Linked DNA regions of Mus musculus: all the other regions are linked to region 2. Evidence: chromatin loops called from intact Hi-C (ENCODE). Cell type or tissue: left cerebral cortex. All regions are shown on one strand.

Region 1 (5,000 bases), 170 kb before region 2:
ACAGGTATGTGCTACCACATCTAGCTGATATTTTCAAATTTTGAGTGTTTCTATAATTTTTTAAATAATTCTTAGACACAGCAGAAGCCCAAAGTCTGTATTACTCATGTTAGAAATACTATGTAGAAATACTGTAACTAGTATCAATGATCACAACATGTAATAAGTAATCCTAACTTCATATAAACAATTTTTGACAATATGCTAATATATCTCGTGGGAAGCCCAGACTCAGTTCATCTTATAACAAGCAAACAGTGAAAATGTGTTTATTATTCAGGAAACAAGCAAACAATTAAAACTAACTTTCACTGATTTCCTCTTAAGTATCCCAACTTCTCTTATGCTGCACTAATGCATCTTCATAACACACAAATGTGCCTGCAGATGCTGTCTACTGTGTCCAGTGAGTAAACTACTTCCTAGGACTTGCTTTGCCATATGGAACCGATGACAACATGCTACTTCATGGCTAACATTCTATGGATCTAAGTGTCTGCTTCCTTCACCTGTCACTTCAGATTCACTGCTGTTGGTAAGATTTGGGGCCAGTATTCATAATAGCTCAATATACAAGATGGGACTTAGTAATATCAATGGCAAAGCTATCTTAAAATAACTACAACTCATTTTCAAGTCTGTTAAAATTTAGGGGAAAAAAATACATTAAAAAAAAAATAGCCGAGCGGTGGTGGCACATGCTTTTAATCCTAGCACTTGGGAGGCAGAGGCCGGCCTGGTCTAACAGAATGAGTTCCAGGACAGAGAAACTGTCTCGAAAAAAAACCAAAGACAAAACAAAACAAAACAAAAAACGAAAAATTAGGGCAGAATTCAACATTAGTGGAGGTTCTTACTCCCTCCTCACTAGAGGTTTATAGTAGAGAGCATACTTGTCTTTATTCATAATTACTCCTTTTAAGGTTATATGGTTAAGGTACTATTTACTTATATGTATGTTTTGTCTGCATGTGTGTCTGTGAACGCATGGCTGGTGCCTGGTGGCCAGAAGAAGGTGTTGGATACCCTAGAACTCGAGTTCCACATGGATATGAGCCACCATGTGTGTGCTGGGAATTGAATCAACCCACAACCCAGGCCTCCTGGAAGAACAACCAGTGCTCTTAACTGCTGAGCCATCTCTCAAACCATATTTATTCCATTTTAAAGTCACATTTTATAAATGTTATTTATTTACCTTAACAAGCTAGCTACCAGAAAACAGTCTGTGTTATTACATGCCAGTACTCTGCTACACTGTTTATATGGAGTTTTATAATTTTATTACCACAGAAATGTTGCTAGTTGCTTTCATTTTATTATGGTGAGTTAAAGAGCCATTATTCTTTACTTTTTTTTTTTTAATTTGCAACATGCAGATATAAGTACCCCATTTAAAAGTACAAATAATTTTAGAGTTTTTGTTTTTGATAGTGACCTCTATTATGAAGTGACCTCTTGATAACCATTTTACAATGTCAATTTGCACTGACTTAATAGGCCAAATTCTCTTCACAAAAGAAACTTCGTCACAGTGATACACACTTTTATTCACAAAACAATAATTTTCTGTTGTCTGTTTTTCATAGGCCACCTATTACAGTTCCAACAGTTATCAGTTCTTTGTAGCCTCGCATGTACTAGGCTTTCACTGTCCTTTCATGGGAACTGCTTTCCTACGATTCAGAAGCCTAATTACACATATGCATCTATACATTTCTTAAAACTTCAACTGCCTTAATACTGTCTATAGCTGTCCATTCCACAGACATGTACTCCTAGTTTTCCAGTTCACATATTTTATTACTATTCTACTTACATACTTCCGTCTTTAATCTCCTTTTGTTATTTGTTTTGTTGTGTTAATTTGTTTTACTTGAAGATAGGGTCTTACTCAATAGCCCAGGCTGGCCTCAAAACTCAGGGCATGCTCCTGTCTTAGCCTCACAAGTGCTGAGATTATAGGTATGAACCATCACAGATAACTTCTTTGTCCGTAAGTCCCTTACCAAATAGTGATGGCACAATAGTCAGAGTAAGTCTCAAGAGCCGGTAAGGTCAGCCTCTTACCCTACTTTAGTTTCCCCCTTTTATGTTTTCTAGTGTTATATGTTATATTTTTGCTTCCTTACACAAGCCTTTAAATATATATATACACACACACACTTTAAAGCAGTTGTTTACTTTTCCACATCAAAAATTGTGAAATAATGTGAGTTATATGTAGCTATAGCCCTGGGGAATCAGCTCTGTTGCACACCTAGGACATGTGGAGAGCTCCAATCTTTAGCCACGGTATTCAGAGTTTCTGGCATCACAGCCCCAGGCGGCCTTTCTGAAATGACCTATAGAAACGTTCCTACCACTGTACTCTCTTCCAAAAATAAACTCAATCTAAGCAAGAAGTCAATGAACTGTACATGAGAATAGGGACCAAGTCTTTCCCACACAAACATAGAGCAAATCTTCTGATGGAAAATTACAAAACTTTTTTCAATCCTAAGAGTTCTACCTATAGGGAGAAAAATACACAACAGGTATCTTTTTAGTGAATGAGATTTTTCTCTTCATTTACTATAAGTAATTGAAAAAAAAAAAAGATGGGCTCTATAAGTTCCCTCTCCTTACTGTTGGGCATTTCATCTAAGATCCCTTCCTCTGAGGTCTCGGATGCATTCTGGGGGGGGGGGGGGGGCAAACCTCCTATTTCCCAAGGTTGCCTGTTTCCATTCTTTCTGCTGGTCATGGCTTCAGTCCTTTTCTCTCACCCAATACCAGATCAGGTTCTCCCCCCACCCCACCATCCACTTTCCCAGGTCCCTCACTCGCGGCCTCCCCACTTGTGACTGCTTTCTTCTCTCTCTCTCTCTCTCTCTCTCTCTCTCTCTCTCTCTCTAGTGGGACTGAGGAGACCTCACTTGGGTACTTCAGCTTGTTCTGTGGACTGTATCTTGGGTATTCTGTACTTTTTTTGGGGGGGGGCTAATATCCACTTACTAGTAAGTACATCAAGTGATAAGATTTCATCTATATTTAATCAACATGAAGATAACATCAAACTCATTTTAAAATAATCTCTGAAATCTTGTGACTTATAAGGAAAGATATACTGAGTAGTTAGTGAAGCTATTTTGTTTTGCTTCCATGTCTGAGTTTTCAAATTATATTTAAGTGTTGTCAGTATCTGATTTCATAGTAAAAGTCACAGTCATTTACTTACAGAAACATTAAGATTTAGAATGATAGCAGGAAGTTTAGTCCACACCTTCAGTATTTCTTTCCTCAAGGGTTTACACCTTGCTTGGCACTGAGTATGTAAGAACCCAGGGTGATTTAACACTGGAGCTTGGCGAGTGAGTGGTACAGACATAAACAGCAGGTCATCATTTTTTTGAGGTTCATGAGGACCATAAAAGACACACATGTAAAGTACTAGGAACACAGTAAGGGGAAGTAGGCTACTGACATGTGAAGGGAAGAAAGGAAGAGCATTCCACACTAAAGCAAAGGTGAGACTGCTCTGCAAGATAGCTTGGTCACACACAGGAAAAGTCTGCAAGTCATTTCAGTATCCCTCCTCCCTTACACTAAAGAGCTAACAAGTAAACACAGCACCCTCTCCTTCCTCCACTTTACTCTGAAGTGCTACTACTCCAGACGTTCGCGTGGGAGCCCAAAAGAGTGGTCTTTGATGACCTCTGAACTACTTGCTACTGAGAGTAACAGAAACAAGGAGGGCAGGAACAAAGCATAGATAGACAATGCCTTCAAGAAATGGGATGAGAAATCCAGGTCTAAAGGCAAGAGAGTTTGAGCACTGTATCAGAGTACATTCAGAGGAAAGAAAAGCAAATAAAGGTAGAATTAAGAGAAAACATAGTGAAAGAGTAAAGTTCTAGACTGGAACTTGAGAAAAAAGTAGAAAGAAGCAGGGACGGTTCAGTTTCTGAAAATTAGAAATACAAAAGGAAGGTTAATTCAGAAACTAGAACAGAGATAGAGAGACACCTCACTTCACACTTTGCTTGTGGCGTAAGACTATTAGAGAAGAGGCAGGTGGGGAGGGGTTAGAGGTGGAAGAACTATCTTGGATGGTTTCACATTCTCCTAGGAAGCTTAGGAGTTGAAAAATAGAGCAGGAGGTGGGAGGGTCCTGGGGAAGGGAGCCAGAAAGCAATAGTCTTTCTCCACAAGAGGAAAACATAACTAAATAGTCCCCAAAGGAAAACCTAATTTTCATGTGTGACTATAACTCATATTAAATCACATACGAGTAGGTAGCACTGCCCCTTTGTAATACCTCTCTGTCCATGTAGTTCTGTAACCAGTTCTGAAATAATGCCAAGTAGTCTTTCAAATATAACACTTCCCAGGACAAGCCCAGAAAACATCAGAAAGTAAGCCAAGGTGACAAACAGTCATTTGACCTTTACTGATAAAATGCCTATAAAAATTATAAACTTTACCTCTCGTATTTCGTGGCCAGCTCCTCTGTATGACTGCAAATCCTCCAAGATGCCTTCTGCATCTTTTAACACTACATTCACCTGATTATATATTTCCTTCTCAGACTCTGTAGGCTGGGCATCTAAACAGCATGAAAGCACAAGAAAATTTACAGTGGCATGAATATTTTAATACATGTATTAACTAAAAACAATTAACAACTCAATTTCCAAAGAAGAGGTAGATTTTATTCAATATAAATTTTATACTTTTAGAAGACACATTTAAACTAAATTTCAAACTTATACAAACTATAAAGAAGCAAGAGAAAAATAAATGCTATTATATAATGTTAATTTAATTTACAAATTATTGTGGTATATTGAACCAATCTGAGAATTCTAATTAAAATTTAGACTGGTACTACTTACAGTTTTGTTTTTTTTAAAATCGTCTCACTACATAGCACACACTGGCTTTTAACATATTATGTATCCCAGGCTGCCCTTAAACTTGTAAATCTTCTGCCTCAGTCTGAATGCTGGGATCACAAA
Region 2 (5,000 bases):
TCTTGTACTTTCATCTCTATCACCATCTAGGGATTCTCTGGTGAAGTGCATCTTACAAAAGGTCACGTAGGGAGGCTCTAAATACTGAAGTAAAAGGCTAACAGAGGTATGTGTGACTTCAGGGATGATGTCATGCAAGGGTCACCCAGTCTCTACCAACCAAGCTGAATCCAGATCCAAGAGTTTGGAAAGTTGGTCAGACATGGCAAGAAGCTGAGTTCAGAGAACGGTGAGCTGACTCAAGCCCAAACACTCAGGCCTGACAACAGGTTGTTCTTCCTGACTCCCACATGCACAGTGGGGATCTCTCTTCACTTCCTGCCTACTTTAAAAACTATTTTTATTCAGTTTTGAGGATTTCAATACTTTTTTTTTCTGCCCTCACTTGTTAGGAGGATTCATATGTAACTTTATCCAGAATCTTTCTTTAATGCATTTCTCTTCCCTGGAGTGACTGCTGTTAATGTCTAAGACTTGAGCAAGGTTGCCAGGGACAAGAATACCCCGTTTTGTACCACAGTGACTGCTCTTCTTCCTGCTCCGTCTGCATGTTTTCACAGGGGAGATGGTATTGCTTTTCTCTGTCCCAGTGCTGGACCTGGTAAAGCCTGGGCATCAATGCACAGATTTTCCAGTATTTTGCACATTTGGATTTCAGTAAAGGTGAAAACCCAGGTCTTCTACCTGGAGACCAAATAAAAAGTACAACTTTCAAAGTTCACAGAAAACGGCTTAAAAAGCCGTCTTGACAATAATATGCCTTACAGAAGACTTAATGACTGAAGCTATACCTGAGTAACTCTACCAGCACACAGAAAAGCTCTATCACTTACTAATGGTTTTCCCTTTATTTATTTTTATTATTTTTTATTTTTTATTTATTTTTCAAGATAGGGTTTCTCTGTGTAGCCCTGGCTGTCCTGTAGACCAGGCTGGCCTCGAACTCAGAAATCCACCTGCCCCTGCCTCCCAAGTGCTGGGATTAAAGGCGTGCGCCACCACGCCCGGCTCCCTTTGTGTTTTTAATTAACAATGTCATATATGTTCATTGAGCACATGATGCTATTTTGAAACACATACACGTTACGGAATGATTCAATGAGTCAATTAACATTTTTCACCTAATATATTATTGTGGTAAGAACACTCAGAATCTATTGTCCTAGCAACTTTCAAGACTACAATCCATTATTATTTGCTATAATAACATGTCCTACATTGTATTTTAAATTTATGTGGCTGTTTTTATGTAGCTGGTCCCATGGTTTTTTATAGTATGTTAATCACCTTAGTAAGCAGTAGTTAAAGCCAGGTGCTGTATAAGGAAGGAAGGAGCGCCAGGGTGACATGTTTTTCTTTGTTGATTTCTTTGCAGAGAGTAGCCTTAGATGTTCATTTGTCCCTCAGTCCCTTTCTGATACTGATAACAGTAGTGGATTCAAAGGAGTTAGGGTTGGTTCTGTAACAGTTACATAAGCACACACTTTGATCTCTCCCCATGCAGGAGAAATCAGGATTACCTCTGCTTCTTTTTTCATACCCTAGAGGCCAGGTGACTTGACCAGATAGCCTGTGTTAGTGACCCTTGTTGAAGATAAAGCTCTTGGTCAGCCCACGGGGCTTCAGGAAATGTGTTTAAAAAGGAATTTGGTACATCACAGCTTCCGTTCTGAATGCCTATCTTAACTGTAAGGTCAGTGAATTGTAAAGATCTTGCATCTGGTTAGTTTTGGTGTGTGGTGTTTTTATTTATTTGCAAATTGTTTTTTTTTAATAACGAAGCTTTAACAATTATTAAAATAATAAAATATATGGTGGGAAACTGGAAAAGGGCCACAACAACAACAACAAAAGCAAAGCTAAATATAAACATAAATCTAATGCGATGATTTAAAGGCAAAGCGCGTGAGTTGTTATACCAAGCCGCTCAAAGGGTTATCCCAGGAGATACAAGCCCCAGGGAGCGGTAGTCACCAACGTATGAACACTTGCCAGGCTTGTAGCACTCAGCCAGTGATGGCAAGCCACGGCAGGAAGCTGAGGGGGTCTCCCCATCTCCACTTGTCTCTTAGACTTCAGGCCTCTCAGAGAAGGCGATGCTTTGTATAAAGTGCTTCCACAGCTGTCCTGGGTAGAATTGCTATAAGCATTTCTACAGCGCTCTCCGGTAAGTGCACCGCCACTTCCCTAGGACATGTGGTCTGGTTCCATGTGTGCCCACTCCCTCCTTTTGCTGTGCATCTTTTGAGACATGCTTTCACTTATTCTTTCTGTTGCTTCTACACTTAATAATCTGACAGATGAACCCCATCTTGCACTGTGCTGAGACAACAGGACTATAGCTCCTGTTCTGGAGAAGTTTTCAGTAGGGCAGGAGGAAAAAGAAACCTGGCTTTCAAAGCAGGTTTGCTCTCCTCCTGCACTGCCCCCTACTGACCTGATGGTGCATTTTCTGCTTGCTTTCTTACTTTGCAGAAGGCCTTCTTCACTCTCCCCTGTATCCCTGCTCCTGAAATAGTTGTTGAATGAGTGCACTCGGTGGAGCTGTGCGGTCTCATCTGCTTGTCATTTCACTGTGCAGGCTCAAAGCAGTGACTCAGCAAGGCAAACACCAAATCCTTACTTCTGGTAACTCTGCAGGATTGGCCCTCATGGAGTAGGAATCCCGGGGGTCTAGACTGAGGGTGGAGTCTGTATGAGGTAGGAGGTCTCCATCATAGCATGTACACATGAGATGCAACGGTTAGTATTCACATGCTATTCAGAGCAGTAATATTTCTGGATTCTAGCACACTAGTTGTTCCTGCTTCTAAAAGCTTAAAAACTTAGTTCTTCAAACCGAGTTTTGCTCCTTGAGATCAGACTTATTCTTTACAAAGTTTCTTTTAGTTAAAAAGCAGGCAGGCGTCAGGTCTCGATATGGTACATGCTAATCCAGCTAGTGAGCAACTTCACTCTGGTCCATAGTTCCCTGAAAACGCCTTAAAAGAGGCAGTGGCAGAGAGAACCAACCCCAATGGATCACATGGTGCCATGTGCTATGTCGAGTGTTTCCTACAGTCCTCAATCTTGTGAGAAGTAATGGCTCGATGGTGGGTATACATTTTTGCCATTGACACGCAAAAAAGCATGAAGATGAATAATGGCAGACAGCCATGACTCTAAACTTTAACATTATTGTAAACCAGCTAAGTTAGCCAACCAAGCAAGCAAACACTATGTACTTGCAAGTACCTGTTCTGTGAGATGAGCTGTGCAGCTATTGGTTTCCCATGATCCTCCACTCCAGAAGCAGCTGCAGCCACAGCCCAGCAGACCTAACAGGAGGATCTCTCCATACACTGCCTCAATGTGCTCTCCATTAGGCAGGTAAGAGAAAGACAGAGGATCTCCCTCAACAAGGAAAGAAACCGTGGGGTGACTTGCCATAGCTTGCTACAGCTCTCCTGCTACAGCACCATGTGATCTATAGGAAATTCCTTAACTTTACTAGGGCACAGTTTCTTTGCCTGTACAATGGGATATAGTCCTTCAGATTCCTCTTAGCTTTAAAGAAACCAAAGTTCTATGATAGCATTCAAATGCAAAGATTGAAAACCAGTAAAAACCTCAGGGTCCCGGTGACCCCGAGGCGGTTCTGTTTAAATTGTATTGGGTAGGGGGCTGCTGGTTATGAGAAAGATCTACACACTTAGCTTTGTACCTTCAGGGATTCTCTCTGGACTCCTTTCTGCAGAGAGCCAGGCATCTGACTGCCTGAGCTGGAAGGATGGTGAATGTGGGCCTGGGATGCTGCTGGCTGATGGGAATTTAGATCAAACTTCCCTGAGTTCTGATGAGGTCACTGGACGGTTCTGGAAATCCTTCTGAGCTTGCCTCAGAGGAGGTTTTTTTCTCTCTTGCTGCCTCTTGCACTCCCCTATTTGTGGGGGACTTTGTCAGAGGTGCCTGTTCTGTCCCAGGAAGTCATGATCCCGAGCTTCCTACATTTGTATCTGTGAGCGTAGCTTGTGCTATAAGCAAGGACCAGGGCCTTCCTTGCTGTGGAGAGAAACTAATGACAATCCAAAGGATGACTGATTCCAGACAGCTTTGTTACAAGTAGATAGTTATTCCAGTTAGCAGGATAGATTGAAAAAAAAAAAAATACAGGACCACAAAACACAAGGCCCTCTGCACAGGGTGCTAGCTGACTGTTTAACAGTGTCCTCTAAGGATCATATTTACACTGTAAGTTTCTCCCATGTAAGAGCAAGTGAGCCCGGCTGGTTAAGGACAGTTATGGTTCAGTGCCTGGCAGCTGTCAGATAGGCAGCTGTCTATCTGTGTCAGCAGCAGACAGTCCAATGCTCGGAATCTGATGTCCCACGATAGGCTGCCAGGGGGAACTCAGTCAGGAGAGTAAGTTCTATTTTCAAGCATGGGCTTGACCTGTAAAAGGAAGGGATAGGTGGTCTATCCTTCGTTAACCACGGTTGCTATGGCCAAACCTCTAAGCCCATTTCAGCAGCTGAACCGCTGAATAAATGTAGCCTTTGTTTTCTGGGTGTTCAGTAAAGAGCTAGCTAGAATTTATTCAATGCAGGCGAGTGATGCCTGGCACTAAGCCAGATGGAGCACTCTATGTTTTTTTTTTTTTTTTTTTACGTCCCTGTGAGATAAAATTACACAGGGAGGCTACAAGGGGTGGGGGTTGGGTGTATTAGTTCTTGGCTTCTGCTGTCAGCGAAGGCTCTCTGAACAGGTGCTGGCTCTGCCTGTCAAGACAGGTCACCACATAACCAGGGCACAGAAAATCAATCCTTCAGATGCATTTATCAGGTCTGGAGGCTCCTTTCTGTCCTCTTGTCAGAAGCACGACTTGCTGGGGATCATGGTTTTGCAGAAGGGAGAACAGCACAGAGCTCACACAGTATAGATTTGTAAGCTTGGTACATTAATGGTCTGTCTTTAAAAGTGTGTTCTAGTAGACTGTGCAGAATGATAAGAAACACTTGGCT
Region 3 (5,000 bases), 180 kb before region 2:
GTAATATGCCAAGATGAGTAGCTGATCACTCAATATCACAAATTCATGCCTTAGGGTGAGTTTTAATCCTGATCAGGCTCTCTCCCCCATCCAACAGGAGCAGCCAGTTTCTGGTCACTTGGTTATAGGGACCTCGTTGAAATGATTAGCCAAAAATCTGAAACAATTTCGCTATGTTTTACTCTATGCTGTATAAAAACAGTACCTTGAAATACTTACATTCTCTAAGTACCTTATTTCAGGGTAGGTACACTTTGAATAAGCGTATAAGTCCAAACTCAAAATGAATTCAACAAGATGAAATATTCAATTTTGAAATCAAATTGACTCTAAATAATACAACACCAGCCTGCAAGTCTCCGATGTCTTCCAGGAATTACTACCCAACAGGAGAAGGAAAGTGTAAGAAAGAGGCTAGTCAGGGGTAGGGCTCTGGAAAAGCAAAAAAATTATATGTGAAATGTTTATAAGCCAAATCAACCTATTTGAATTATCTTCTGAATACATTCTAAATCCAAGCATTGCAAGCCTGTCTGTCGCTGCTGATCAGGTACAATTTTAGGCTTCCTTTACTCCTTAGTATCAGCTCTTCAGTCGAAGGTCCTGTAGCTTCCCCCACGTCTTACTCAGCATCCTGTCACTCCTCCTTCATTCTTTCATTGCTTTTCCAGAGCCCTACCCCTGACTAGCCTCTTTCTTACACTTTCCTTCTCCTGTTGGGTATTAATTCCTGGAAGACATTGGAGACTTGCAGGCTGGTGTTTTATTATTTAAAGAGTCAGTTTAATTTTAAAATTGAATATTTCATCTTGTTGAATTCATTTTCAGTTTGGACTTATACGCTTGTTCAAAATGTACCTACCTGGAAAGACAATCATTTTAAGTTGGTATATAGACAATATATGTTAAAGAAATTTGAACAACTGTTCAGTTTATTTCAAATAAGCTTTAAAAGTAAAAATCCTATCTGTACTCTTTAATAAAGGTGAAGAGACAGGTAAGTTTCATCAGACACCTGGCATGAACTGTATGTTTCTCAGCAATCACTTCCAAACTGTTCTCACTGAAGAGATACTGTAGTGTCTGGTTCATAATGAGTGTTTAGTAAATAACTGGAGGGAAGTTAGGTTGTGACACTGGAAAGGAGAAGTCCACAGAGTAGTGGTTCCTTCCTAATCCTGCAACCCTTTCATACAATTCCTCTTGTTGTGATCCTCCCCAAACAATACCATTATTTTCACTGCTACTTCATAAGCAATTTTGCTACTGTTACAAATCATAATGTAAGTATTTTTGTAGAGAGGTTCGCCAAAGAGATCACAACTCATAGGTTGAGAACCACTGTCAAAAAGCATTATCTAATAAAATGGTAGTGATGAGGCAACTCTTCTGTTTTGAGATTGACAAAGCTTATATGGCCACATATAACCCTATTCAATATCAGGAAATAGATGTCATATATTTCTATGGCTTCTTCTCCCTTTCCTTTACTGGAAATAACTAAGGAACATGGAATAGTTAAGTCCCTACTGCACAACAGTCAACAATCGTCACACTCCCTGAGACTGTCTCTGGGGAATGTGGCCATGCTCCTGGCAGCTCTGGCATTCCTACCATGGAAGATCATGTCAGAGGTGCTGCACCACCACTCTTAGTCAGCAAAGATAACAGAACTGACTTTGAATGACCAAACCATATAGGATAGGCTTACTATCCTTTGTGCACAAAACCCAAGTCCCCTTTCAAGTGCATGTGACTTCTCTACTGGAAAACAATTGCTGCCTTTATCAGAAGTTCAGCAAAGAAGCAAGTACTGGAGCACTCTACCTGAATTCACAACTCCTCCCTTTCATGCGTAAAGAGAGTTCATCTCATATCTCTATTAAAAAATATTCATGACTCATTGCTTCTAAAAGTAGAAGGTATTGGATAAATAATTCAAAACATATACAAATATAATTCCATTCAAAAATCTTTTGGTCATTAATTTTGCAAGAAGTTTGTTTGGTTTTGCTTGTTACGAGAAAGCTATACGAGGCTGTGATGTCTTAGTTTCAACAGTGTTTTACAAAGTACTAGCCAGGGTTATTTATTTAAAACTAGAGAGCCTGAGTCTCAACTCAGATATAAAGAAAGAGACTCTAGAGGTAGTAACTTAGAAATATGCATGTTTTACAATCTCTTCTGAAGCACACCGAGTTCAATACCTAGTGAACCAGATCGGGACATCCAAAGGGCATCAGTTTTAGGAATGGAACCCTACATCGACTCTGCTTCCTCAGAACCCACTACTTCTGGGCTCATGTGATAAGAAATGAACTTCTATAAAATAAAGCATTAGCATTACAAAGCTCCAGGTAAAAAGTGAGAGCTCGACACAGAACATGCTTACTATGAACCAGTAGGTTCAGAAGTTTTCCTTACAATTTAATAAAACTAACAGGATCCTTTTGCTTTCCTCAGTACTGCCTCCTGTGGAAACACTGCACACCAGTCCTGTACTCAACACTACTGCCCCCTTTGGTTCTAACACTAAGAAAAAGAGACTCCCCCCCCCCCCCCCACACACACACACAAGTTCTAAAAGCAGTACTGCACTACAGCTACTCTTTTAGCATGCTTCCTTTAAGGTAACCTAAGAAATACTAAAAACCTTCACAACCTCCTTTACCTTTAAGTTGTTTTGGATTTTTGAGATAGGTCCTCACTAAGTAAACTAGGTTGTCCTTTTGGGTTTAAAAGGTATATACCACCATGCCAGGCTATTTATTCCTAACTTTTAACAATAAATTTCATAATAGATTTCCTGACACCTATTGACTACAGAGACTAACCCTTCAGGAAAATAAAAAGATAAGAAAATTTACAAAAAAAAAAAAAAAAGGGCGGGTACACTGAGATACATAATATCCAGATAGGACATAAAGAGGCCCATGCCCATAGCTAAATTTAAAATGTAGTATGCAACGCAAAAGAAAGAAGAAAATTCCTAAACATTGGGTGTGTGGCTGCCATACCCTGATAGTAAGTATATGGATTTAATTAAACTAACTTTTTGTCATTCTAATGTTCATTTAAAGTAGCTTTCCTTTATTCAGGCTTAAACCACTTACACAGCACTAGTTGTGTGTAGGTTCCACTCAGGTGAAATGAATTGATATTTGCTTTATGATATAAATAAATACCACTACATAAATATTTCCACGTTCATACTATTTTTGCTTAAACCTCAAAATAATAAAGTATAGAAAATTAGCTTCTAGGTTGTGAAAATCTTTTAAGTTGATCCTGTGCCACTATGTTATAACGCATGAAGGTATTCACTTAAAAAGATGTCATGCAGCACAGTAGAGGCTGCAGAGACTAAATCTGCAGTGACTCCTCAAAATAAAGATAGTGCAGACGTGGGGGCATGAATACAGAAATGTTACAAGGTTACAAGGAACAACCATAAAACTTTGGATTGTTCTATCAACAGGCCAGTAATTACACTGAGCTATGATTCTCTCCATGTTTAATGAAAAAAACCCACTAGGAAGCTACACATGGTCAGATCACGTGGTTTTTCTTTAAACTTTCCTGTTTGTGAACTAGCATGCATTAAGGTTATAAGAAGCAGGATTTCCCTCAAAGGGGCAAACAGTAAAGCAAAATGTTGAGCCAAGAAACAAACTAGTACTGTCATCGTCTACACACTGTCCTCATTATAGGATACAATCACTGCTTTGAAGCAACATTACCAATAAGCAAAATCTCCGACTTGAATATTACTGAAGTCTATCTTAGGTGGTATTCAAACACTTGGCAAATATTTTTCTGTCATGAGTAGGTACATATACACACCTGAGAGCATTGAGAAGACCTTCTACACTATTAGGAGGTTGGTCCTTAAGAACTTTGATACAACCTTTCATCTGAGGAGAAAAAGAAAAAGGAAATATCATTTTTTTTCTTTCCATTTTTTATTAGGTATTTAGCTCATTTACATTTCCAATGCTATACCAAAAGTCCCCCATACCCACCCACCCCCACTCCCCTACCCGCCCACTCCCCCTTTTTGGCCCTGGCGTTCCCCTGTTCTGGGGCATATAAAGTTTGTGTGTCCAATGGGCCTCTCTTTCCAGTGATGGCCGACTAGGCCATCCTTTGATACATATGCAGCTAGAGTCAAGAGCTCCGGGGTACTGGTTAGTTCATAATGTTGATCCACCTATATAGGGTTGCAGATCCCTTTAGCTCCTTGGGTACTTTCTCTAGCTCCTCCATTGGGAGCCCTGTGATCCATCCATTAGCTGACTGTGGGCATCATTTTTTAATATAACATTCACTTTAAAAAGGCAAAACTAAAATTGGAACCTTTACTACAGAACTGAAGGGACCATATACTAGAAATGCTAAATTACTTGTTCTTGGGGGTGGAGCTGGCAAATATTATTTTCAGTCTGTTAGTGAGGCAAAACTTTCTGGAAATACAACCAGTCAAAATGAAATCCCACTCACATTTATGAACTAAGGAAAGACATCCTGAAAAAAATACTATACACCAGTTGCAAGGATAGACCATTCTATCTGCTCCAGGAAAGAGGAGTTTCCCAGGTAGCTTGTGACAAGCATGGGACAGATTGGAATCCTGTAGAGCTGAGAGGGAGGGAAAGAGTCCTGAAGTGCAGATGATGGAGGTAAAACTGACTGATGGACAGGCAGTAGGCACTTCTACAGGCTACTCAGAGACAGAAAAACCTCAATGAAGTTCTTATTTTAAGATCAGCATGGTTGTCTGAAAAACATGACAGCGTAAGTATGAATGGAGAGGTGTGGGTTTAGCCTCCTACTCTACCACTTCCTAACAACTGTGTTACTTAACCTCTTATAGTGAAGCTGCTATAGTGAATGGAAAATTCTAGGACAATGTTCACAGGTACATAGGAACAAGGTAAAACTTCGGGGACATGGTTACCACAGTAAGCTAATGCTAACTCATTTTTCTTTATATAAAACAG
Region 4 (5,000 bases), 220 kb before region 2:
GTTGTGTTTGTTCAGATACTTCATGTTGTAGACACATAAAATCTGTTTGCAGAGAGCAACACCAATCCGAAAGTGAGAGACATTCTTCAATTAAATATCCCTGGGATGGTACCATTTCCAGTAGCTAAAAATGTCTCCATAGACAACCTGCTTGAGCTCCCCCCCCCTAGGGTGGGGGCAACTATCATGAAACTAGAAACAAAGAAGCATTAGCACTCTGAAAGGAGGGGACACAGCACTGGGGGGTAGAGATGGAAATCTGAACACTGGTTATTGCAAGTGTTGGTAGAGAAATGAGCAAGTATTTATTTCTGGGATATGTCAGGAATGAAATGTACTGTTGGGCTCTGGTGACAGCGATCCTCAGTGTTCATGGATCAGCTTCTGTGTGTGATAAATGGGGATGTGGTGAGGGGTCAATGTGTTTGTGATTCTCGGGCACCTTGCACATAATAGGCACACTTATCGGTAAGTATCTCTGAAATCTATAAAGAATTAGCCAAGCACTGCATTTGAGGAAGTTCTGGTTCTGCCACATGTCCTATGAGTGAGCCATGAGAGTGGGAGCACCACCGTGGAAGCACCAAAGCACATCTCTGACTCTTTCTCATTCCCCACGCTGGAGCAATGTCTGCTTCCCATTTGTCATCAGTGAACATCAGTGTACACAATTGTGCATGTGTGAGTTGAACGAACTGAAAAGAATGTGGAAGTAGACCTCTGATTTTTTAATTCCATGGGAATTAATCATTTGAGATCCGAGTCTATGGTTTCCCATTAGAAGCCCAGATTTCGTCTTTAAACACACACACACACACATAAACACACACACTCACTTAGATTGGCAGGCTCCTCAATTGTTCCTAGAAAGAGAAACGTGAACTGTTAACTTTCTTCATCCTCAGTTTTTTTGAGACACACATTGGAGAGTCTCTCCTACCATCTCGTACCTCCTGCCCCATACCCAGTCTATGCCTTCACCTCATTGGCCTTCCATGAACTTTCCCATCCTCCAGCAACCAGAATCAGGGCTAGGGCAGAGCCAAGTAGCATCACCCAGATCTTCAACCCCAACCACACCAGACACACTCACCAATTGGATCGATGTCATCTATCCAAGAGCCTAGAAAGAGATAATATATTGGCCCACCCAAGAATTAGTGTTTGTCCTTACATCCCCTATATCTTCCCCCATTTTCCTACCCCTCCCCCACCCAACTCCTCCATCCGTCCTTGCTTTTCACCTGGCGATTCTGTTCTTATGAGAAACTTCCTTCAATAAACCCATCCCCAGGTAGATCTCATTTAGCAATGTCATACCTGTCTCAATGACTTCCTCCTGATATCTTAGCGTTACAGGTAAATCATATAATTTCAAAGGTCTGTCTGGAAAGGTCATCTTCTTCTTAGTAGCAGAAGGGAGAATGACTGAATAAAAAAGAAACTCAAGTGAGGTGAGGTGAGGTTACACCTGCTAGAATTCTTCCCACACCTCACATAGGGACTCCCAAGCCAAACATCAGGGACTGATGTCAACCTGAGCACCAGCCTGTGTGTCCTGTGAATCAGATCCTTTCACAGGTGCCCGGAAACCTTCATTGTATTATGCTTGTTTGTTTATTGTGTGCACATGCATGTGTGCCTTGGACACATACAGAGGCCAGGGCCAGCGTTGGAAGTCAGTTATCCTCTTCCAACATGAGGGGCATGGAGAGAGAGCTCAAGTCATGAGGCCTGGTAGAAGGCAACTTCCCCAACTAATCCATCTCACTTGCCTGAAACTGACATCTTAAATGAGCACTTTAGGTGACCATCACACCCTCTGACATTCAAGAATTACTCCATGAGAGCTGGAGAGAGTTTTGCAGCTCTTGCAAAGAACCAGAATTCAGTTCTAGAGCCCACACGGCAGCGGCCTCTTCTGGCCTCCTTGGACACTGCATGTGCTTGGGACTCTTAACATGCTGGCAAAACACAACTACACACAAAGTAAAAACAAGCAAATAAATACTCCGTGAGGTGAAGCAGACTGTTTTCCTCCTGTCCTGTCAAACAGGTCTCTTGTTAGCCTTCAGTTACTAGCTGGTCTTCTTTATCTATGCTCAACCTGTGATCTCGAATTGTTTTGCATTCACGTTCATGGAGCTGTGCTGAGGTCTAAACGTGCCTAACAACAAAATTCAAACATTTGGCCCATGAAATGAGCCTGTGGAGGAAACAAAGATGACAACATTTAATGTGTGAACTGAACGAAGTTAGGACAAAAAAAAAACAAAAACAAAACAAAACAAAAAAACAACAAACTTCAAAGTGTCTGCAAGTCACATTCTGAGCACTAGGGGGCGGTCAGAGCATCTTGTTTATACAATCAGACATGGAAGGGACAATGTGTTGACTGGCAAGCAAAATTTAGTCCTCATAACAGACCAAAAAGGACTCAATAGTTGACATATCACTGCCCAGAAGCTTCTGAGAAAACTGGCCTTCTCCTGTGGAAGGGGAAACCACAGTGTCGTTTCTCTCCCAAGCTGACATGAAGAAAGGAGGTAGAGAAAGTGACCTGTAATACATCCGGCTCCAATTTCTCTTCATAGCTTAGGTTCACCAACACTTTGCCTGACCGGACAATAACTGGGCTCTGCACCGTCAGAACCCTTCATCCCAGAGCCCCCTCCCATTATTGCCTCCTCTCACCCACCTAGTCAGTTCTCATAAGTTTCCACTCTTCCGTGCACACATCAAACTTTAGAGTTTATCCTCCAGGAAACACTCCACTCCCCACCCCCACTCCCACCCCTACACCTACCCCCATCCTGAACCCCTCCCCCAACCCACCCTACATTCATTCTCCACAAGCATGGCCTTGAGTCACTGGGTAAAATATTTGATCCAATCGCAGTTTATTTTGTTTTGCTGTTAATATTTTGAGTATAGGGTTCATTTTCTTTCCCCTCTGTAAAAGGAAGCACTTTTCACTTACCATGATCTGCAACAGTAAGGACATCTCCCCCAGACATTTAATAGGCATTTCCAACCCTGTTCCCAATTCCCACCCTATGATTCAGTCATAGGTGCTACAAGAATATGGACAATTTCTCTAGAAGCCATCAGCCACTAACTGTACTTACTAAATTAGAGAGCCCAGCTTCCTTGACTGTTGCTGATAACTAGGGGATTAATCTACAAGGTAGATACTGCAGGAGTTGTATGTGTGTGTGTGTGTGTGTGTGTGTGTGTGTGTGTGTGTGTGTCCCATCCTCTCTTAGGTGCTACCAGTCACACTGAGGAATAACTTGGGGCTCTGAACCTACTCATGTTCTGGCACTCAGCTCACACACAGGTCCATGCCTAACACAGACACTTACACCCCATGGCAAAGTCTGAATGTATGGGTATGGGTGAGGGTGATGTGTGTATGTTGTGTGTGGTGTGTGTATTGGGCAGTGGTACATCTCGTGGAGAAAATTCTGTACTACATTAAGGCATTCAGTCTACAGCTTCAGTTGTGTTGTGCTTCTGTTATTTTAAGGAGCTTTAATGTGGACTTATGGGTCACCTGGTGAACTTGGCCGCTCCCTATTGGGCTTCTGAGAGAAGCAGGACCTTGAATGGCTAGAGATGAATGCCCAGAGATGCCTGGGATTAGCCTGGACTTCACCCAGCTAAAAATACCTCCATTTGGACACTCCAAGTCAGATCCCTTCCTATTCAGGAAGCTACCTCTGCAACTACAGCTAGAAGTATATGAGGATGGCCATGCTTAGAGGTGACTGAAGGTAGGGCATGTGCCTGGGACAGTGAGGAGTGCTCCTGGCCTGTAGTCAGAAGAGGTACACATCTTTGGACACCCCATCCCCACCAGGCCCCCACTGCTGCTCACCACAAGTGTTATTCTCAATGACAAGTTGCTGCTTCTTATAGGCCAACACCGAACCCTTTGGGATAGGTATTGAATACTTTTCCGACCTTCCCGCCTTGCCTCGAACCTGGGGAGACAAAACATTCCTAGGGACTTGTAGTTCTTTGACTCATAAAACCATCAAAAATGTTTACTTTAATCCAAAAAAAATGTATGTGTGTAATTTAAAAGCCAAATAAATGTAGAAAGCTCAAGAGAAAATACTAACAGTCCCTTCCTTCTCCCTCCCCCCCTTCCTGGTCCCCATGTCAAGTTACTGCTCCTCTCCCTTGTATGACAATATTTGCCTACATTGAAACATGGGAGGTGTGCCTACAGAGGCCTAGAGATTGAATTCAGAGCACCATGGGTACCAGCCTAGTATTTACAACTGAGCCATAGCCGCAGCCCTATTGCAACGTCTTGAGTTTTCCAAACTAGGTATATGATTTATTGCCTCCTCCTAATGTTGAGGTTTCACTCTGATTTACCCATATTCACATCTGGGTTTCTACATAGACCTGTATTCTCAGCTAGCTGTTGGGGGAGGCTGCTTCTCCTCATTCCAGAGCTTGTCTCTATCAATCCATGTGATGTCTTCTGTATCTTCTGTCCTGTTACTCATCATCTCTTTGGGACCCTAGAGGTACCACCTACTGAACTCAGCAGCCTCGCAGGGTCTGAGACAGGACATGAAGCATCTGTCTTTCTGAGTCTGGGGTGCCTCATTCAGGATTAATATTTCCAGTACACACATTTTCCTGAAAGTTTCATAGTTTCACACATCTTTGCAGGTGAATAGAATTCCATTGTGTTATTGTCACATTGTCACTCTCCATTCATTAAGATGTACGTCTATGTTCCTTTACATATACAAATGTTTGTTTTATGAAGCTGAGTGTACCCATCCTTGGTGGAAATATGATGTCTTGGTTAGAGTTTCCATTTCTGTAAAGAGACACCATGCCCAAGGCAACTCTTATACAGGCAATTATTTAGTTAATGCTGGTTTACAGATTCAAAGGTTTAGTCCACTAACATAATAGAAGGATGGATAGCAGCAACCAGGCAGATTGAAGGAGCCTAAAGTTCTGCATCATGA
Region 5 (5,000 bases), 290 kb before region 2:
TCTTTGTCTCCCAAACTGACTGTTACAGGTTTGATCATCTCTAGGTAGCTATGGAACTCTCACCATGTTCATCAGGTCATACAGAACTTTCCTGTCACCTTCATAGAGCATGGACAGGATACTGGACAACACAACTTCTTGAACACCCTTTGAGAGTTCAGCCAGTTGCTCTGTTTGTTTGTAAACTTCATTTTGTAGGCACATGAAATCTGTTTGCAGACAGCAACACCAATCAGAAAGTGAGAGACATTCTTCAATTAAATATCTTTGGGATGGTATCATTTTCCAGCACCTAAAAATGTCTCAATTGACAGCTTGCTTGAGCACCCATGCACCCTCACCCCCCACCGCGAGTGGGGGGGGAACTATCATGGAGCTAGAAACAAGGAAGCATTAGCACTCTGAAAGGAGGGGACACAGCGCTGGGGGTAGAGATGGAAATCTGAACACTGGTTATTGCAAGTGTTGGGAGAGAAATGACCAAGCATTCATTTCTGGGATATGTCAGGAATGAAACATACTGTTGGGCTCTGGTAACAGCCATCCCCAGTGTTCATGGAACAGCTTCCATGTGTGATAAATGGGATGTGGTGAGGAGTCAACGTGTTTGTGATTCTCGGGCACCTGCCACATAATAGCCACACTTATTGGTCAGTATCTCTGAAATCTATAAAGAATTAGCCAAGCACTGCATTTGAGAAAGTTCTGGTTCTGCCACTTGTCCTATGGGTGAGCCGGGACAGTGGGAGGGTACCACCGTGGAAGCACCAAAGCACATCTCTCTGATTCTTTCACATTCCCCACACTGGAGCAATGTCTGCTTCCCATTTGTCCTCAGTGAACCTCAGTGCACACAATTGTGCATGTGTGAGTTGAACTAACTGAAAAGAATGTGGAAGAAGGCCTCTGATTTCTGAATTCCAAAGACAGTTATCATTTGAGTTCTGAGCCTATGGTTTCCCATTAGAAGCCCAGATTTTCTCTTTTAAACACACACACACACACACACACACACACACACACACACACACACACACTCACCTAGATGGGCGGGCTCCTGTATTCTTCCTAGAAAGAAAAAGGCAAGCTGTTACCTTTCTTCATCCTCACTGTTTTTCTTGATACACTCATTGGAGAGTTTCTCCTAACTTATCTTACCTCCTGCCCCACACCCAGTCTATGCCTTCACCACATTGGCCTTCCATGAACTTCCCCATACTCCAAGAACCAGAGCCAGGGCTAGGGCTGAGCCCAGTAGCATCACCCAGATCTCCAACACCAACCCCACCAGACACACTCACCAATTGGAACGATGTCATTTATCCACAAGCCTAGAAAGAGATAATATGTTGGCCCACCCAAAAATTAGTGTTTGTCTTTATATCTTATGTCCTCCCCCATTTTCCTACCCCTCCCCCCTCTATCCATCCTTGCTTTTTCACCTTGCAATTCTGTTCTATAAATCTCAGTGGGTTCGGAAGCAGAAGCGTACTTAGGTGTGCCTGGAAAAGTCATCTTCTTCTTAGTAGCAGAAGGGAGAATGACTGGACAGAAAAGAAACTCAAGTGAGGTGAGGTGAGGTTACACCTGCTAGAGTTCTTCCCACATGCCACGTAGGGACTCCCAAGCCGAACACCAGGGACTGATGTCAACCTGAGCACCAGCCTGTGTGTCCTGTGAATCAGATCCTTTCACAGATGCCCGGAAACCTTCAATGTATTATGTTTGTTTATTTATTGTGTGCACATGCGTGTGTGCCTTGGACACATACAGAGGCCAGGGCCAACGTTGGAAGTCAGTTATCCTCTTCCAACATGAGGGGCATGGAGAGAGAGCTCAAGTTATGAGGCCTGGTAGCAGGCACCTTCCCCAACTAATCCATCTCACTTGCCTGAAACTGGCATCTTAAATGAGCACTTTAGGTGGCCATTACACCCTCTGACATTCAAGAATTACTCCATGAGAGATGGAGAGTCTTGCAACTCTTGCAAAGAACCAGAATTCCCTTCTAGAGCCCATACGGCAGCGCCCTCTTCTGGCCTCCTCGGACACTGCATTTGTTTGGGAAGCTTACATGCAGGCAAAACACAAATACACACAAAGTAAAAACAAGCAAATAAATACTCCGTGAGGTGAAGCAGACTGTTTTCCTCCTGTCCTGTCAAACAGGTCTCTTGTTAGCCTTCAGTTACTAGCTGGCCTTCTTTATCTATGCTCAACCTGTGATCTCGAATTGTTTTGCATTCACGTTCATGGAGCTGTGCTGAGGTCTAAACGTGCCTAACAACAAAATTCAAGCATTTGACCCATGATATGAGTGTGTGGAGAAAACAAAGATGATAACATTTAACGTGTGAACTAAATGAAGTTAAAACCAAAAAAACAAAAAAACAAAAAAAAACAAAAAACCTTCAAAGTGTCTGCAAGTCACATTCTGAACGCTAGGGGACGCGCACGGCATTTTGTTTATACAATCAGACATGGAAGGGAACCAACAGGGACAATGTGTTGACTGGCAAGCACACATTCAATGTGTTGAGTAGCAAGCACAAAGTTATCCTCATAAAAGTCCAAAAAGGACTTAATAGTTGCCATATCGCTGGCCAGAAGCTTCTGAGAAAACTGGCCTTCTCCTGTGGAAGGGGAAACCACTGTGTCGTTTCTCTCCCAAGCTGACATGAAGAAAGGAGGTAGAGAAAGTGACCTGTAATACATCGCGCTCCAATCTGTCTTCATCGCTTAGGTTCACCAACACTTTGCCTGACCGGACAATAACTGGGCTCTGCACCGTCAGAACCCTTCATCCCAGAGCCCCCTCCCATTATTGCCTCCTCTCACCCACCTAGTCAGCTCCCCTGAGTGTCTTCATTTCCTCTCTTCCATGCATACATCAACCTTTAGAGTTTATCCTCCAGGAAACACTCCACCCCAACCCCAATCCGCACCCATACGCCTACCAAACCCTAATTCCCTCCCCCAACCCACCCTGCATTCAGCCTCCACAAGCTTGGCCTTGAGTCTCTGGGTACAACATCTTATCTAATCACAGTTTAGTTTGTTTTGTTATTAATATTTTGAGTAAAGGGTTCATTTTCTTTCCCCTCTGTAAATAAAAACACTTATCACTTACCAGGATCTGCAACAGTAAGGAATTTAATAGGCATCTCCAACCTTGTTCCCATTTCCCACCCTATGATTCAGTCCTAGGTGCTATAAGGATACCGACAATTTCTCTAGAAGCCATCAGCCACTAACTGTGCATGCTAAATTAGAGAGCCCAGCTGCCTTGACTGTTGCTCATAACTAGGGGAGTAATCTACAAGATAGATACTGCAGGACTAGGGTGTGTGTGTGTGTGTGTGTGTGTGTGTGTGTGTGTGTGTGTGTGTGGTTGTGTGTGTGTGTCCCCTCCTCTCTGAGGAGCTGCCTGCTACACTGAGGAATAACTTGGGGCTCTAAGACCTACTCATGTTCTGGCACTCAGCTCACAAACATGTTCATCCATGCTTAACACAACACTTACACCCCATGGCAAAGTCTGAATGTCTGGGTTATGGGTGAGGGTGATGTGTGTATGTTGTGTGTGGTGTGTGTATTGGGCAGTGGTACATCTCGTGGAGAAAATTCTGTACTACATTAAGGCATTCAGTCTACAGCTTCAGTTGTGTTGTGCTTCTGTTATTTTAAGGAGCTTTAATGTGGAGTTATGGGTCACCTGGTGAACTTGGCAGCTCCCTATTGGGCTTCTGAGAGAAGCAGGACCTTGAATGGCTAGAGATGAATGCCCAGAGATGCCTGGGATTAGCCTGGACTTCACCCAGCTAAAAATACCTCCATTTGGACACTCCAAGTCAGATCCCTTCCTATTCAGGAAGCTACCTCTGCAACTACAGCTAGAAGTATATGAGGATGGCCATGCTTAGAGGTGACTGAAGGTAGGGCATGTGCCTGGGACAGTGAGGAGTGCTCCTGGCCTGTAGTCAGAAGAGGTACACATCTTTGGACACCCCATCCCCACCAGGCCCCCACTGCTGCTCACCACAAGTGTTATTCTCAATGACAAGTTGCTGCTTCTTATAGGCCAACACCGAACCCTTTGGGATAGGTATTGAATACTTTTCCGACCTTCCCGCCTTGCCTCGAACCTGGGGAGACAAAACATTCCTAGGGACTTGTAGTTCTTTGACTCATAAAACCATTTAAAATGTTTACTTTAATCCAAAGAAAATATATGTGTGTAATTTAAAAGCCAAATAAATGTAGAAAGCTCAAGAGAAAATACTAGCAGTCCCTTCCTTCTCCCCCCCACCCTTCCTGGTCCCCATGTCCAGTTACTGCTCCTCTCCCTTGTATGACAATATTTGCCTACATTGAAACGTGGGAGGTGTGCCTACAGAGGCCTAGAGATTGAATTCAGAGCACCATGGGTACCAGCCTAGTATTTACAACTGAGCCATAGCCGCAGCCCTATTGCAACGTCTTGAGTTTTCCAAACTAGGTATATGATTTATTGCCTCCTCCTAATGTTGAGGTTTCACTCTGATTTACCCATATTCACATCTGGGTTTCTACATAGACCTGTATTCTCAGCTAGCTGTTGGGGGAGGCTGCTTCTCCTCATTCCAGAGCTTGTCTCTATCAGTCCATGTGATGTCTTCTGTATCTTCTGTCCTGTTACTCATCATCTCTTTGGGACCCTAGAGGTACCACCTACTGAACTCAGCAGCCTCGCAGGGTCTGAGACAGGACATGAAGCATCTGTCTTTCTGAGTCTGGGGTGCCTCATTCAGGATTAATATTTCCAGTACACACATTTTCCTGAAAGTTTAATAGTTTCACACATCTTTGCGGGTGAATAGAATTCCATTGTGTTATTGTCACATTGTCACTCTCCATTCATTAAGATGTACGTCTATGTTCCTGTACATATACAAATGTTTGTTTTATGAAGCTGAGTGTACCCATCCTTGGTGGAAATATGATGTCTTGGTTAGGGTTTC

The links. A loop is a pair of places that touch in the nucleus more often than their neighbours do. Peaks named below come from ENCODE experiments on the same cell type or tissue, not always from the same donor. Only the 100,000 strongest peaks of a DNase experiment are listed, where the experiment ranks them.
Region 1: a loop joins it to region 2, with 2.3 times the contacts of the local background. A loop is called at or near these places in 7 of 42 quality-filtered maps.
Region 3: it touches region 2 in a loop (2.8-fold over the local background); 7 of 42 quality-filtered maps call a loop at or near these places.
Region 4: a loop joins it to region 2, with 3 times the contacts of the local background. A loop is called at or near these places in 16 of 42 quality-filtered maps.
Region 5: a loop joins it to region 2, with 4 times the contacts of the local background. A loop is called at or near these places in 9 of 42 quality-filtered maps.

Annotation. Positions count from the first base shown.
Region 1 is chr15:63,945,540-63,950,539 of GRCm38, forward strand. It overlaps Cyrib (CYFIP related Rac1 interactor B), which reads right to left. Exons shown (of 13, transcript NM_001360036.1): 5 at 4,467-4,588. Among named protein-coding and RNA genes, the nearest start is that of Gsdmc4, 36 kb to the left of the region's middle. In left cerebral cortex, no CTCF peak of the experiment used is centred here; no DNase peak of the experiment used is centred here.
Region 2 is chr15:64,113,359-64,118,358 of GRCm38, forward strand. The region is part of intron 25 of Asap1 (ArfGAP with SH3 domain, ankyrin repeat and PH domain1); the gene reads right to left. Among named protein-coding and RNA genes, the nearest start is that of Gm20717, 18 kb to the left of the region's middle. In left cerebral cortex, CTCF peaks have their summits at 31 and 2,438 (motif pointing left); DNase peaks (open chromatin) are centred at 287, 2,505 and 4,666; H3K27ac peaks cover 1,803 bases.
Region 3 is chr15:63,931,736-63,936,735 of GRCm38, forward strand. Cyrib (CYFIP related Rac1 interactor B) reads right to left here. Exons shown (of 13, transcript NM_001360036.1): 12 at 3,844-3,914. Among named protein-coding and RNA genes, the nearest start is that of Gsdmc4, 22 kb to the left of the region's middle. In left cerebral cortex, a CTCF peak has its summit at 2,459; no DNase peak of the experiment used is centred here.
Region 4 is chr15:63,893,837-63,898,836 of GRCm38, forward strand. Gsdmc4 (gasdermin C4) reads right to left here. Exons shown (of 12, transcript NM_028992.1): 5 at 3,881-3,986; 6 at 1,321-1,428; 7 at 1,094-1,123; 8 at 837-863; 9 at 1-42. Among named protein-coding and RNA genes, the nearest start is that of Gsdmc4, 16 kb to the right of the region's middle. In left cerebral cortex, CTCF peaks have their summits at 1,915 (motif pointing left) and 2,323 (motif pointing right); DNase peaks (open chromatin) are centred at 1,922 and 2,325.
Region 5 is chr15:63,826,723-63,831,722 of GRCm38, forward strand. It overlaps Gsdmc2 (gasdermin C2), which reads right to left. Exons shown (of 14, transcript NM_001168274.1): 7 at 4,040-4,145; 8 at 1,443-1,544; 9 at 1,302-1,331; 10 at 1,042-1,068; 11 at 64-209. Among named protein-coding and RNA genes, the nearest start is that of Gsdmc2, 16 kb to the right of the region's middle. In left cerebral cortex, CTCF peaks have their summits at 2,035 (motif pointing left) and 2,446; DNase peaks (open chromatin) are centred at 2,034 and 2,466.